2 separate regions of the Homo sapiens genome follow, and region 2 is linked to region 1. A link is an interaction called in ENCODE POLR2A ChIA-PET data of the cell type or tissue named here. Cell type or tissue: OCI-LY7. All regions are shown on one strand.

Region 1 (4,000 bases):
TTTCTAAAACTTGTAACTGTTGGCTCTTGGGAGTCAACATAGGCCAGTTTCAGCACACCACTGAGTAGGTCTAACAGGATTTGCTGATGTGAGAGATGAGAGAAAGAGACCAAAGATGACTCCAAGATTTGGGCAATTGATAAAATGAAGTTGCCATTTATTTAGATGGGGAAGAATATAATGGGACTAGGTCTGGAGGAAAATATCAGAGATCTCAGTTTGGACATTACAAGTTTGAGAAATCCATTATATCTTTAAACTTTAGACTTCACAAGACATTACTGTTACTGTTTTCTACAATGGATGGTCATTTGGATTACCCACACATTTGCCACTTTATTGCTTTTCATTCTTTCTTGCCTCTCAGACTTTCCATCCAAGATCATTTCCCTTCTGCTCGAAGAATAGAATTTCCTTTAGAGGAAATCAGCTGGTAGCAAACACATTTTTGTTTGTTGTTTTTCTACTTTATTTTTATCATCTGAAAGCATCTGTACTTCACTCTCACTGTTGAAATGTATTTTCACTGAGAAAAGAATTTTAGGTGGGCAGTTATTTTCCTTCAACATATTAAAAATTTGTTTAGGGCGGGTGCAGTGGCTCATGCCTGTAAGCCCAGCACTTTGAGAGGCCAAGGTGGGCAGATCAGCTGAGGTTGGGAGTTCAAGACCAGCCTGGCCAACATGGCGAAACTCCGTCTCTACTAAAAATACAAAATTAGCCGGGCGTGGTGGTACATGCCTGTAATCCCAGCTACTTGGGAGGCTGAGGCAGGAGACTCACTTGAATCTGGGAGGCAGAGGTTGCGGTGAGCCGAGATCACGCCATTGCACTCCAGCCTGGGCAACAAGAGCGAAACTCCATCTCAAACAAACAAACAAACAAAAAACAAACAAAAAATTTTGTTTAAGATAATTTATCTTTAATATTGTTTTTTGTGTTTGGATTTACGCAAGTTTCATAATAATGTGTCTGGATGGGGATATCTGTTTATCCTTTTGGAGATGAATTTGTCTCCTTAAATTTGATATTTGTTTCTTTCATCAGTTCTGGAACATTTTCAGTTGTTATCTGTCTACGCATTGTCTCTGGCAATTACTCTCTCTTGTGTTTCTGAGACCCTAATTAAACATATGTTGGTTCTTCTCACTCTGTCCTCTGTGGCTCTTTACGTTTCTTTTATCATTTCCATTCTATTGTCCCTCTGTGCTAAATTTTGGATAATTTCTTCTGCCTTCTAGTTTGAATTCCCTCTAGCTGTATCTTTCGAGCTTTTATTTGTATTAATCGAATTTGTTATTTCTAGAAGTTTGATTTGGTCTTTTTCTAAATCTAAATCAAATGTTATAATTTCTTATTTACCATAAAATTTTCAAGCATGACTTTTATTTCTCTAAGCACAGTAATCATAATTGTTTTATACTGTGTCTGATAATTATAAAACCTAACGTTTTTACAGTTTAGTTTCTCTTGTCTGTTGTATCTGTGGGTTCTTATGCAAGGTGTCTATTTCTGGTATGTTTGCTTATTTTTGTTTGTTTCCTGCTCATCATACTTGAAAAATAATTTGATGGAATAATTTGAAATCCAAGGAATGAGGGTGACTTTCTTCTAGAGAAGGTTTTTTTTTTTTTTGGCTTTGTTTTTTTTGCTTTGCCAAACACTTGTGGCCAGCGTTGATCTAAAACCACCTTAAATCAAGTGCGAGGAACTGAGTTTCCTTGGACCACAGTGACGAGAATTCTGCCTTCCTGTTGCCAGCCTGGTATAATCTGGGTTCACCTTTACTCCAAGGGTGTTGTCCTTTGTGGTCCTTGCTTATGGAAGGGATGGATGTCTCTCCACTTTCTTCAAACCCTGAGTTTTGATTTCTTTCTTTCTCTCTTTCTCTCTTTCTTTCTTTCTTTCTTTCTTTCTTTCTTTCTTTCTTTCTTTCTCTCTTTCTTCTTTTTTTGAGACAGAGTCTCGCTCTGTTGCCCAGCTGGAGTGCAATGGCGCAGTCTCAGCTCACTGCAGCCTCCACCCCCTGGATTCAAGCGCTCCTCCCACCTCAGCCTCCTGAATAGCTGGGATTACAGGCACCTGCCACCACACCTGACTAATTTTATTTTTAGTAGAGATGGGGTTTTACCACGTTGGCTGGGCTGGTCTTGAACTCCTGAACTCAAGTGATCTGCCCACTTCGGCCTTCCAAAGTGCCAGGATTACAGGCGAGAACCACCACGCCAGCCCAGCTTGAGCATTGATTTCTATCTTCTTTCCCTTGTAGACATCAAAACAATAGTTGAGATTTACTGGGATCAGCAAATACCCTCGGGGCAAACCTTTAGTTTCCATCTCTGAGGTTTCCATTTTTTTCCCTTTAATTTTGTCTGGTTGGTTGTTTCTCTCTTGCTAAGTCTTATTAGCTCTTGTTTCTAAACAAAAAATTTTTTAAAAAATTTATCTGTCAGTTTTACTTGTTTTCAGTGGTAGGCTTGGTCCAAATAACCTTATCCACTATTACTAGAAATTAGGGAATCCCACTGAAAGGTTTTGGGTTGGCGCAAGTGACATGACATGAAATTTTTCATGGTGATGAATATATTTTACATTTGACCGGCATATTTAAAAAATGCTTAGCATCACTAATCATCGGGGAAATGCAAAGTAAAACCACAAGGAGATATCACCTCACACCTATTAGAATGGCTGTTATCAAACACAGACACACACACACACACACACACACACACACACAAAGACACGAGATAACCAAAGTTGGTGAGGATGTGGAAAAAAAGGAACCCTTAGGAATGTAAATTAGTACAACCGTTACAGAAAGCAGCATGGAGATTCCTCAGAAAAACTTAAAAATGGAACAACCACGTGACCCAGCAATCCACTACTGATATATATCCATAGGAAAGGAAATCAGTGTAGTGGCCCCCGCTTATCCATGGGGATACAAGTACTTAATTAAGTACTTGTCATGCACTGTGGCTGTCACTTCTGCGATTTGAGATGTGACAACAAAACTAGCATGAATTTCTTTTTCCTTCTTCACAATTTCATAGATAGAAGCTTCCTTCTTATCATAGCTCTTAGTAATTTCAGCCTACAATATTTTTTCTTTTCTTACTAAGTTGAAAACGTTCACCTTTTCACTTCAAGGAAGCACTCTGTGGTGTCTCTTTGGCATACTTGAATTGTCACCATCACTACTCTTGTGCTCTGGGGCCATCATTAAGTAAAATGAGGGTGACTTGGACACAGGCACTGCTGTACTGAGACAGTTGATCTCATTACTGAGATGGCTACTAAGTAACGTCTACAGTGTGGGTATGCTGGACAAAGGGCGGATTCATATCGCCAGCAGGATGAAGCGGGAGAGTGCAGGATTTCATCATGTTACTCAGAACAGTACACAATTTAAAACTTATGAATTGTCGGCCGGGCGCGGTGGCTCACACCTGTAATCCCAGCACTTTGGGATCCGAGACGGGCGGATCACAAGGTCAGGAGTTCGAGACCAGACTGGCCAATATGGTGAAACCCTGTCTCTACTAAAAATACAAAAATTAGCCTGGCGTGGTGGTGGGCACCTGTAGTCCCAGCTACACAGGAGGCTGAGGCAGGAGAATCACTTAAACCCAGGAGGCGGAGGTTGCAGTGAGCCGAGATCAGCCACTGCACTCCAGCCTGGGGAACAGAGGGAGACTCTATCTCAAAAAAAAAAAAAAAGAATTGTCTATTTCTGTAATTTTCCATTTAATATTTTCAGGCCATTGGTGGTGGTGTGTAACTGAAACCACAGAAAGCAGAACTTTGGATAAGAAGGGGCTACTGTATATCGAAGAGATATCTGCACTCCCATGTACACTGCAGCACTATTCACAATAACCAATGTGGAATCAACCTAAGTATCTATTGATTGACGAACAGATAAAGCAAATGTGCTGTACATACACAGTGGAATATTATTTAGCATTAAAGAAGGAAACCTTGTCATTTGCATGAA
Region 2 (4,000 bases), 350 kb after region 1:
AAATGTGACTCACTATGCCTGGCTATTGGTAAAAATATTATGACTGTTTTTTGGGTTTGTAATATATGTGACACAAAGTTTTGTTTTGTCTTACTGTTTTTTTTTTGTTGGTTTTTTAGAGATAGAGTCTCGCTCTGCCTCCCAGGCTGGAGTGCAGTGATGTGATCATAGCTCACTGCAGTCTCAAACTCCTGGGCTCAAGTGATCCTTCCAGCTCAGCCTCCCAAGTAGCTAGGACCACAGATGTATGGACCATGCCCAGCTAAATTTTTTTTTCTTTTGGGAGAGAGACATGGTCTCACTATGTTGCCCAGGCTTATTTATTTATTTTTTGAGAGAGGGTCTTGCTCTGTTGCGCAGACCAGAGTGCAGTGGGGCAGTCACGGCTCACTGCAGCCTCGACCTCTTGGGCTCAAGCAATCCTTCTGCCTCAGCGTCCCAAGTAGCTGGGAGTAAAGACATGTGCCACCATACCTGGCTAATTTTTTAATTTAGTGTAGAAACTAGGTCTCATTATGTTGCCCAGGCTGGTCTTGAACTCCTGGGTTCAAGCAGTCCTCCTGTCTCGGCCTCTCAAAGTGCTGGCATTACGGATGTGAGCCACCATGCCTGGCCTGTTTTGTTTTTTTTCTACTTTTATTGAGTACTTTTTTGTAAGTTCTTTTTCTTAAGTTAGAATATTTTCTTGAGTATTTTTCAAAAGTATAAGTACATAGGTGATATACTTTTTGAGAATTTTTGTATCTAAAAACTTCTAAGTTCTGAGCTATTTGTGAAATGTAGTTTGAAATTCTAAACTTAAAGGTCATAATCTCCTTTACATTCTGGATGAATAGCATTTTGTCTTTTGGCATTTAGAGATTCAGATGAGAAGTCTAATAATGTCAAGTCTGATTTTCTTTCCTTTGTTGTCAATCTGATTTTTCCTGAAAGTTTGTATGATTTTGTCTTTACCATTGGAATTCAAAAATTTTACCATGTCTGTGTATAGCAGAGATGTCTTTAAAGAAAAGTTCTGCCTGGCATTTGATGATCCCCTTTAATGTAAAGACTCAAGTCCATCAAATTTAAGGAAATGTTCTTATATTGTTTCTTTCATAATCTCTACAAATTCCATTCCTTTTTAGGATTTCTATTTATAGAAATTGAGTTTTCTGGAATTATTTTCATTTCATATACAATTTCCCTCTTAGTGACATATGTTGGCATTTTTGGTTTGGATTCGTGGAGATGTCGTGTCAGTAATCTCTTGTAATTCAGTTATTATGTTTTTCATCAGTGTTTATTCTGTTCTTTCCTCTACTGAAATCTATTTTTGAAGGTAGGGGCTGGAAATTAGAGTCTTCATCTTCGTCGTCGTCATCGCCATCTTCTTCTTTTTTTTCTTCATTATTATCATTATTTTATATATTTATTTTCTTGAGAAGGCGTTTTTCTGTTGTTGCCCAGGATGGAGTGCAATGGCACAATCTTGGCTCACTGCAACCTCCACCTCCCGGGTTCAGGTGATTCTCCTGCCTCAGCCTCCCAAGTAGCTGGGATTACAGGCATTCGCCACCACGCCCAGCTAATTTTGTATTTTTAGTAGAGACAGGATTTCACCATGTTGGTCAAGCTGGTCTCGAACTCCTGACCTCAGGTGATCCACCTGTCTCGGCCTCCCAAAGTGCTAGGATTACAGGCATGAGCCACCACACCCAGCCTGAGTTTTCTTATTATTTTTGAAGCTTTGTTTTCTTCTCACTGTTTTTTTTTTTTTTTTTTTTTGAGATGGAGTCTTGCTTTGTCTCCCAGGCTGGAGTGCAGTGGCATGATCTTGGCTCACTGCAACCTCCGCCTCCAGGGTTCAAGCGATTCTTCTGCCTCAGCCTCCCGAGTAACTGGGACAACAGGCGCACACTACCGTGCCCGGCTAATTTTTTATATTTTTAGTAGAGGCGGTGTTTCACCATATTGGCCAGGCTGGTCTCAAACTCCTGACCTCGTGATCCGCCCATCTCCGAAATCCCAGGTTGCTGGGATTACAGGCCTGAGCCACCGCACCCAGCCCCACTCTTTTTTCATAGTGGTATGTTCATTTGTAGCAATGCTATATCCTTTAAAACTTGCTGAGAGCATGAAGATTTTAAAATAATATGTCCTTTTTCCTACATTAACTTCTAGAGAGTGGGTTGAGAAAGGTCCCATTATTTTTCTTGGCTTCATATTTTCAAACGGTTATTTTCTGTTGAAAAGTAACCAGGTTAACCGGGTGCGGTGGCTCACGGCTGTAATCCTAGCACTTTGTGAGGCTGAGATGGGCAGATCACTTGAGGTCAGGAGTTCGAGACCAATCTGGCCAACATGGTGAAACCCCGTCTCTACTAAAAATACAAAAATTAGCCAGGCATGGTGGCAGGCGCCTGTAATTCCAGCTACTCGGGAGGGTGAGGCAGGAGAATTGCTTGAACCCAGGAGGTGGAGGTTGCAGTAAGTCAAGATCACGCAACTGCACTCCAGGTTTGGGCAACAGAGCGAGACTCTCTCAAAAATAACAAAACTAAACAAAAAAAAGTAACTGGGTTTTTCTTGGCAACCTAGATACTTTTTTTTTCCTTTTAAACTTAAGAAATTTATGGATGTGCATCTTTGTTTTGTGTTTTTGCATGGGATAGTATTGATTATAAAGTCATTGGAGCATCATTTAAAAGCTGGAGTGGTGTTTTTTTTGTTTTTGTTTTTTGTTTTTTTTTTAAGAGATGAGGTCTGTCTGTTGCCCAGGCTGTTCTTGAACTCCTGGTCTCAAGTGATCCTCTTGCCTTGGTCTCTCAAAGTGTTAGGATTATAGGCATGAGCCACTGCACCTGGCCTTGCCGTTTTCTTGAATGGCAATTATATTTGTTTTTATCCTAGTGAAAGTTACAGAAGCTTAGTGTATAAAGATGATATATAAAGAAACTTTTCTTTTTTTCTTTATCTCTTATTTCCTTTTTCTTGTTTTACATTGTAGCTGTTAGGTTTTTTTTTTTTTTGAGACAGAGTCTCACTCTGTCGCCCAGGCTAGAGTGCAGTGGCGCGATCTCAGCTCACTGCAACCTGCACCTCTGGGGTTCACACCATTCTCCTGCCTCAGCCTCCAGAGTAGCTGGGACCACAGGCGCCCACCACCACGCCCAGCTAATTTTTTGTATTTTTAGTAGAGATGGGGTTTCACAGTGTCAGCCAGGATGGTCTCGATCTCCTGACCTCGTGATCCACCCGCCTCGGACTCCCAAAATGCTGGGAATACAGGCGTGAGCCACCGCGCCCGGCCAGCTCTTAGATCTGACGAAGGAGTTTTTTCTGTTGAAACATTAGTAAGGGAGTGTTATCTACTCAGGATTCCATTTCTCCACACTCTGCCCAACTTTGAGGGCTCTTTGCAGAAAATGATTTGAAAATTAGTTGTGGGCCAGACGCTCACGCCTGTAATCCCAGCACTTTGAGAGGTTGAGGCGGGCAGATGACCTGAGGTCAGGAGTTTCACACCAGCCTGGCCACTATGGTGAAACTCCATCTCTACTAAAAATACAAAAAAAAAAAAAAATTAGCAGGGTATGGTGGTAGGCGCCTGTAATCCCAGTTACTTGGGAGGCTGAGGCAAGAGAATCGCTTGAAACCAGAAGGTGGAGGTTGCAATGAGCCGAGATTGCGCCACTGCACTCCAGCAGCCTGGGTAGAAGAGTGAAACTCTGTCACAAAAAAAAAAAAAAAAAAGCCAAGTGTGGTGGTGGGCACCTGTAATTCCAGCTACTTGGGAGGCTGAGGCAGGCGACTCACTTGAACCCAGGAGGTGGAGGTTGCAGTCAGCTGAGGTCGTGCCATTGCACTTCAGCCTGGGCAACAAGAGCAAAACTCGAAACTCCGTCTCCAGATAAATAAATAAATAAAATTAGTTGCCAAAAAATTGTAAATTCTGCTGTGTCTTTGCATTTCATAGCTACCATTTCATTGTTTCAATTACTTTGTTGCTGGTCTTTCT

What was found. Peaks named below come from ENCODE experiments on the same cell type or tissue, not always from the same donor. Only the 100,000 strongest peaks of a DNase experiment are listed, where the experiment ranks them.
Region 2: POLR2A ChIA-PET joins it to region 1 with 15 read pairs; 2 of 35 experiments call an interaction of 5 or more read pairs at or near these places.

What each region holds. Positions count from the first base shown.
Region 1 is chr1:203,457,145-203,461,144 of GRCh38, forward strand. No RefSeq gene overlaps it. Among named protein-coding and RNA genes, the nearest start is that of PRELP, 17 kb to the right of the region's middle. In OCI-LY7, no CTCF peak of the experiment used is centred here; no DNase peak of the experiment used is centred here; H3K27ac peaks cover 267 bases.
Region 2 is chr1:203,807,427-203,811,426 of GRCh38, forward strand. All of the region lies in intron 1 of ZBED6 (zinc finger BED-type containing 6), which reads left to right. All of the region lies in intron 2 of ZC3H11A (zinc finger CCCH-type containing 11A), which reads left to right. Among named protein-coding and RNA genes, the nearest start is that of ZC3H11A, 14 kb to the left of the region's middle. In OCI-LY7, no CTCF peak of the experiment used is centred here; no DNase peak of the experiment used is centred here; H3K27ac peaks cover 432 bases.